Regions from separate parts of the Homo sapiens genome. Here region 1 is linked to region 2. Evidence: chromatin contacts called from ENCODE Hi-C data. All regions are on one chromosome and are shown on one strand. The core of a region is the stretch at or near the end of the contact, and the rest is flanking DNA. Distances in the headings are between cores, read along the strand shown. Region 1 overlaps LDLRAD3 (low density lipoprotein receptor class A domain containing 3). Region 2 has its middle 42 kb from the start of PAMR1.

What was found. Hi-C counts contacts between places; a loop is a spot of excess contacts on that map.
Region 1: a map of aorta shows a loop between it and region 2 (2.4-fold over the local background). The contact joins two enhancer-like sites. A Hi-C loop is called at or near these places in 2 of 168 maps with a recorded cell type or tissue (PC-3 and aorta).

Annotation. Positions count from the first base shown.
Region 1 is chr11:36,014,407-36,017,410 of GRCh38, reverse strand. All of the region lies in intron 1 of LDLRAD3 (low density lipoprotein receptor class A domain containing 3), which reads right to left. Among named protein-coding and RNA genes, the nearest start is that of MIR3973, 5.8 kb to the right of the region's middle. Within about 2 kb of position 1,495, at least 5 of the 41 ENCODE cell types and tissues checked have a DNase peak (open chromatin) inside an H3K27ac peak, as active enhancers do.
Region 2 is chr11:35,566,574-35,569,555 of GRCh38, reverse strand. No RefSeq gene overlaps it. Among named protein-coding and RNA genes, the nearest start is that of PAMR1, 42 kb to the right of the region's middle. Within about 2 kb of position 1,640, at least 3 of the 41 ENCODE cell types and tissues checked have a DNase peak (open chromatin) inside an H3K27ac peak, as active enhancers do.

The DNA.
Region 1 (3,004 bases), core at 246-2,745, 450 kb before region 2:
AACAGTTTTTTGGGATACTTGAGAGCTATTTTGCTTGTTAGCTTTCTGGAAGGCCAAAGAACAATAATGTCTGCTTATTATGAGAGGTTTTGAGAAAGTTAGCCAAAGCTTTGGCAGAAAAATGCCCCAGAAAGCTTCACCAGAGAGTCTTCCTCTATCCTAGTAATGCTCCTGCTCAATTCAACTCATCCAACAGGGCAATTTTTTGAGAATTTCAATGGGAAGCCATGAGGCAGCCTCCTTACAGTCTTGGCTTCTGATTTTGTTCCCTAATCCTAAAAATCTTTCAAAGGCAAATGTTTTTCTTCAGTTAATAATGTAAAAAACACATTGACATGGTTAAATTCCCAGAACCCTCAGTTCTTTAGGGATGGACTAAATGGTTGGTATCATCGCTTACCAAAGTGCCTTGAACTTGATGAAGCTTATGTTGAGGAGTAAAGTTTATATTTTTATCTTTTAATTATGTCTTTCCACAAACTTTCTGAGGTCCCCTCCTATGATGCAATATAGCCATAGTACCACATCAGCCTTTAAAAAGAATTCAGGAGTTAGAACGTACTGACACGGAAGAATAGCCACAATAGAGTCAGAAGGGAAAGAGCAAGTTGGAAAACAATATGTATAGCAGAATCCCATGTTTGTTCATCGCTAGAGATGTAGATGTATAGTGTACTGGTATTTACATTTATATCTGCACAATCTTAGAACACACACTCTGCAGGGAAGGAACTGAGAGGTCCTTTTAGAATGTGGGTATATTTTCTATTGGCATCTTTTCTTCAGAACCAATTGCTTAAAGTGTCACCATAGTAAATATGCCTGGAGAACTTACGAAAGCGGCCAAGATGATTTAGGGGAGAGGTGGCATAGCGCTGCTCATTGTAAAAATACATACACACAGAGAAAGATTTGTTCCTTTAACATTAAGAAACAAAACCCAAAAGGAAACAGTCATCTTACTCACCAAATTACAAAATATTTTCATGAAGCATTCCTTAAAGCACAAGAGAAGTAAGTTTGGGATAAGAGTACTTGATACAGTCAGAAACTAATAGTCCCAAATGTTGGCTCAAACTAAAAAGAAAAACTGAACAAGGAATCACTTGGAGAAACCTGTGGGTGACTGCTTATTAATGAGTTAGCATAGAAAATGACCCAAGGGCTATGTTTCCTTTTATTCCCTTTTAGAACACAAGTGTATTCTATAAAAGCTCTTATGAGCCACCTTCCACAGCCACACTTCTCCCCTCCCTTCTGGCCAGCCCCACTCCCCACAAGAGGCCCACACCTCAGTTGCCTGGGTGGGATGCCTCTGACTCTGATTAAGGGATGTAAACGTCATTCGTCCTCTGCGGGGAATGTGGCAGGTCTCTCCAAATCTCACTTGCCCTCCCTGTGAGCTCACACTTACAGCCTGCTCTGGACTCCTATTTCCATGCTACTGGGTCTTCCAGGTGGCATCAGGCCACGATTTCTGCTGGAAAACAGACGAGCTCATTCAAGGGCGCCTGGAACAAGAGTGCTGGAGTCTGGAGCCCAAGGCTTGTGGGAGGTCGGGTCGCCAAGGTTTTGGAGTTGTCCTTGCAACCCAAGTGGGTGGAGGGTTATCCTACAACCCACCTCCTGGAAGATGAGGTGGAAACTAGATCTTTTTAACGTGGAGTAAAAGGAGCCAGACATTCTTGCCAGTTCAAAAACAGAAGAAAGGAATCTGTGATGTTGGAAGTCAGAACAGTGGCGGGGGGCAGGGGGAGGATGGAGTGGGGGCACCACCGGGGCTCTGGGGTTGGCAATGCTGTACTTCTTGAGCTAAGCCCTGGTTCCCCAGGTGTGTTTACTTCATGGAAATTCATAGAGCTCCCCAGTTAACATCTGCGCGCTCTTCGGTATGTGCGTTAAGTTTCTATAAAAAGTTTACTTAAATAAAAAGTAAAAAACATGTTTTTGAACAGCACAGCTGGCTTATAGACACCATTCCTCTCCTTTCTTCCTTCTACAGCCTGAGCAACCAGCAACCTCACTATCAAGTCCAAGAGTTCACAATGCAATGACAAGGGGTGGGGACGGGGACAGGCAATGGGGGCAGGGGGCGGGGGGGGGGAATGGCATGTCCCGGATTTATTTTTAATTGATTCACTCATTTTCTCTGAATACTCAAAACAGCCCCACTCCTTTTCTGCAATGCCCAAAATGGCACGAGCCACACCCTGATAAACCCCAAGCATGCAAACTTCTCAGACCTGGCGCAAGGCTCTGCGGTGGCATCTACTGAAGCTCGGCTTAACAGCCAGACTCTGGGATGCATGCAGAAAAGTCTACATGGCTGCTGTCGCTTCAGTTCCAAAATGAATCTGAACAGGGAGTAGGGGACTGCCCTGGAAGCCAATTCCAGCTCCAGTTACAATCCAACTCACTTTCCAAACTCTTCTGGGATTATTCTTGGTTATCAGGAATCCTAGGGGGTTCTTCACTGAACTTTTCCACATGGTTCGTCTGGGGGCTCCCCCCTTCTTTTGTTTAAACATTTTTTATTTGTCTTTGGCAAAAAATAAAATAAAAATAAATCATAAAGTTTATAGCAAGCTATACAGAGAGAAAAGCCATCCAGAATAATTTATGTTTGATGAGTCTACAGATTAGACAACTGAATGCTGATTTCTGCCTGCAGCCAAGGGAGATGTCTGAACCTGGCTTTCTTCCTCTTTTCTGCCGTAATAATTCTTTCAAAAAGGCACTGCCCTGTCATCACCACTGCCCAGATAGATGTTCAGGAAGGAGTCTGAACCCTGGGAGAGGAAGGCTGATTTCACCTCGCCAGCAAAGTTTCTGCCACCTCCCCATGGCAGGCGGGAAAGGAGGGAGCAGGTGTGATGGGCCACCCAGCCAAGGGGAGTTGTGACTTTAAGAGCACTCCAGGCGTTACCATCACTGCAGGTACCATGCACATCCCATACTGCACCCTTCCAGCCGCTTCCATTCCTTGGGCACAACAGAAGTTATC
Region 2 (2,982 bases), core at 391-2,890:
CACCCATTTTCTTTATCCATTCATCTGTTGATGGACACCAAGGTTGATTCACTTGATTCCAAATCTTGGTTATTTTAAATAGTGTTGCATGAACACAGTGCAAATATCTTTTGATATGCTGATTTCCTTTCTTTGGAGTATACATCAAGCAGTGGAATTGTTAGTTATTTCTTTTCTCTTGCTGCTTTTAGGATCCTTTCTTTATCCTTGACCTTTGGGAATTTGATTACTAATGCCTTGAGGTACTCTTACTTAGATTATATCTGCTTGGTGTTCTATAACTTCCTTGTATTTGAATATGGACATCTTTCTTTAGGTTTGAGATGTTCTCTATTACTATATTTTTGAATGAACTTTCTACTTCAGTCTCTATCTCTGTCTGCCTCCTCTTTAAGGCAAGTAACTATTAGATTTGTCCCTTTGAGGTTATTTTCTAGATCCTGTAAGCATGCTTTATTCTTTTTTCTTTTGAATCCTCTATGTATTTTCAAATAGCCTGTCTTCAAGCTTACTAATCCTTTCTTCTGCTTGATCAATTCTGCTACTGAGAGATTCTGATGCATTTTTCGGTTTGCCAGTTGAATTTTTCAGATCCAGAATTTCTGCTCAATTCTTTCTAATTATTTCAATCTCTCTGTTAAAGTTGTCTGATAGGATTCTGAATTCTTTATCTGTGTTATCTTGGATTTCATTGAGTTTTCTCAAAAAACAGCTATTTTGAACTCTCTGTCTGAAAGATCACATATTTCTGTCACTCTGGGATTGATCACTGGTGCCTTATTTAGTTATGGTGAGGTTATGTTTTCCTGAATGATCTTGATGGCTGTGGATGTTAATCAATCCATAATCCACAATCTTCAATGTCTGGGCATCGAAGAGTCAGATATTTATTGTAGTCTTCACAGTCTGGGCTTGTTTGTACTCATCCTTCTTGGGGGGCTTTCCAAGTATTCAAAGAGAACTGAGTGTTGTGAACTAAGTCTTTGGTCACTGTAGCTTTATCTGTATTAGGAGGCACCCCAAGCCCAGTAATGCTGTGACTGTTGCAGACTTGTAGAGGTACCACCTTGGTGGTCTTGGGGAAGATCCGGGAGAATTCCTTGGATTAACAGGCAAGACTCCTGGTTTCTTCCCTTACTTTCCCCCAAACTCTCTCTCTCTCTATGCTGAGCTGCCTGGAGTTAGGGGAGGGGTGATGCAAGCACTCTCATGGCTACCACTGCTGGGACTGTGCTGGGTCACACCTGAAGCCAGCACAGTACTGGGTCTTGCTCAAGTCCTGTGGCAACAATTTCCTGACTTCTGCTGATGTTTATGCAAGGCCCAAGGGCTCTTTATTCACTAGGTAATAAATCCTGCCAGGACTGAGCAGTGCAGCAGATTCCCTTCTGGCTCAGGGTGGGTCTAGAAATTCCCTCCAGGAGGGAATGCCTGGAATCAGGGACCTTAGGGGTCTGCTTGTTGCTTTATTTTACTGTGGCTGAGCTGGTACCCAAGTTGCAAGACAAAGTCCTTTTTACTCTTCCCTCTCCTTTTCTCAGGCAGAAGGAATCTTTCCCCATGGCCACAACAGCTGGGAATGTGCTGTGTCACACCTGAAGCCAGCATCATGCTAGATCTTGTCCAAGACCTGTGGTGACTGCTTCCTGGCTCCAGCTGATGTTTATTCAAGGCCCAAGGGCTTTTCAGTCAGCAGGTGCTAAATTCTGCCACGACTGGAATCTTTCCTTCAGGACAATGGGTTCTCCTCTGGCCCAGAGTGGGTCTAGAAATGTCATCTGGGAACTAGGGCCTGGAATGGGGGCCTTAGGATTCTGCTTGGTGCTTTATTTACTGTAGCTGAGCTGGTATTCTAGTTGCAAGACCAAGTCCCCTTTACTCTTGCCTTTCTTCCCAGAGCTGGGAGCTGCACTGCCTGGAGTGGTGTCTCACGGGGTCAAATGCAGCCCAAATCCACGGTCCCAGCACAACACAGCACCAGGACTTTCCAAGGAACTGCAGTCCTTATGGCCTACACTGCCTTTCAAGTTTATTTAGGGCACCAGAGTACTTTAGCCCGTGCTGGTGGGGATAGCTAGAACTCAGTTTCCAGCTCCTGGGATGGATGATGTAAAAACCAAGTACTGTGATTGCTCACCTGATTTTTTATTCTAATGAAGGTGCTTTCTTGTGTGGATAGTTTTTCGATTTAGTATTCCTGTGGAGGGACAGGAGGGATGATTGCTGGAGGGTTCTATTTGGCCATCTTGTTCCACCTCCTATTGTCAGTTTAATTCACAGACTCCTAAGTACTGAACCTAAGAGGGCGGAGGAAAGGCTTTTCCTCCCCAGGATCCTCCTCACAGGAAGACTTTTAAGCACTCAGATTCCTGTGCCCCACTCCAACCCCTAAGAGGACCTCTGGAAAGCTGGATTAGGCATTTGAATGTTTAAGGAGCTCCCCAGGTGAGTCTGAAGTTCATTCAAGTTTGGGAACTCTTGATCTAGACCAAGTAACAAATATAATTCTTGACCACACTGACTGGGAAGGACTTCGAGTCCTTGATAGAAACAAATACAGTCATGTGTTGCTTAACGACAGCAAACATCATAGAAAGTACTCTGAGAAACCTAGATGGTATAACTTACTATGCACCTAGGCTATATGGTGTGTAGGCTCCTAGGCTACAAAACTGTACGGCATCTTGCTGTACTGAATAATGTAGGTAATTATAACAACTGTAAATATTTGAGTGTCTAAACATATATAAAACATAGAAAAGGCACAGCAAAATTAAGGTATTATATATAATCTTATGGGACCACTGTCATATATGCAGGCCATTGTTGACTGGAATGTCATGATGCCATGCACGATTGTATTTGGATTCATTGGTGATGTCTACCAAGGATGGCAGGTGAAGGGGTGAATGAGGAGGGTGGGGGAAATTATTTGTCACAATTACCACATATTTGCCATTCTTATAATTCTTTAAAGTTTTA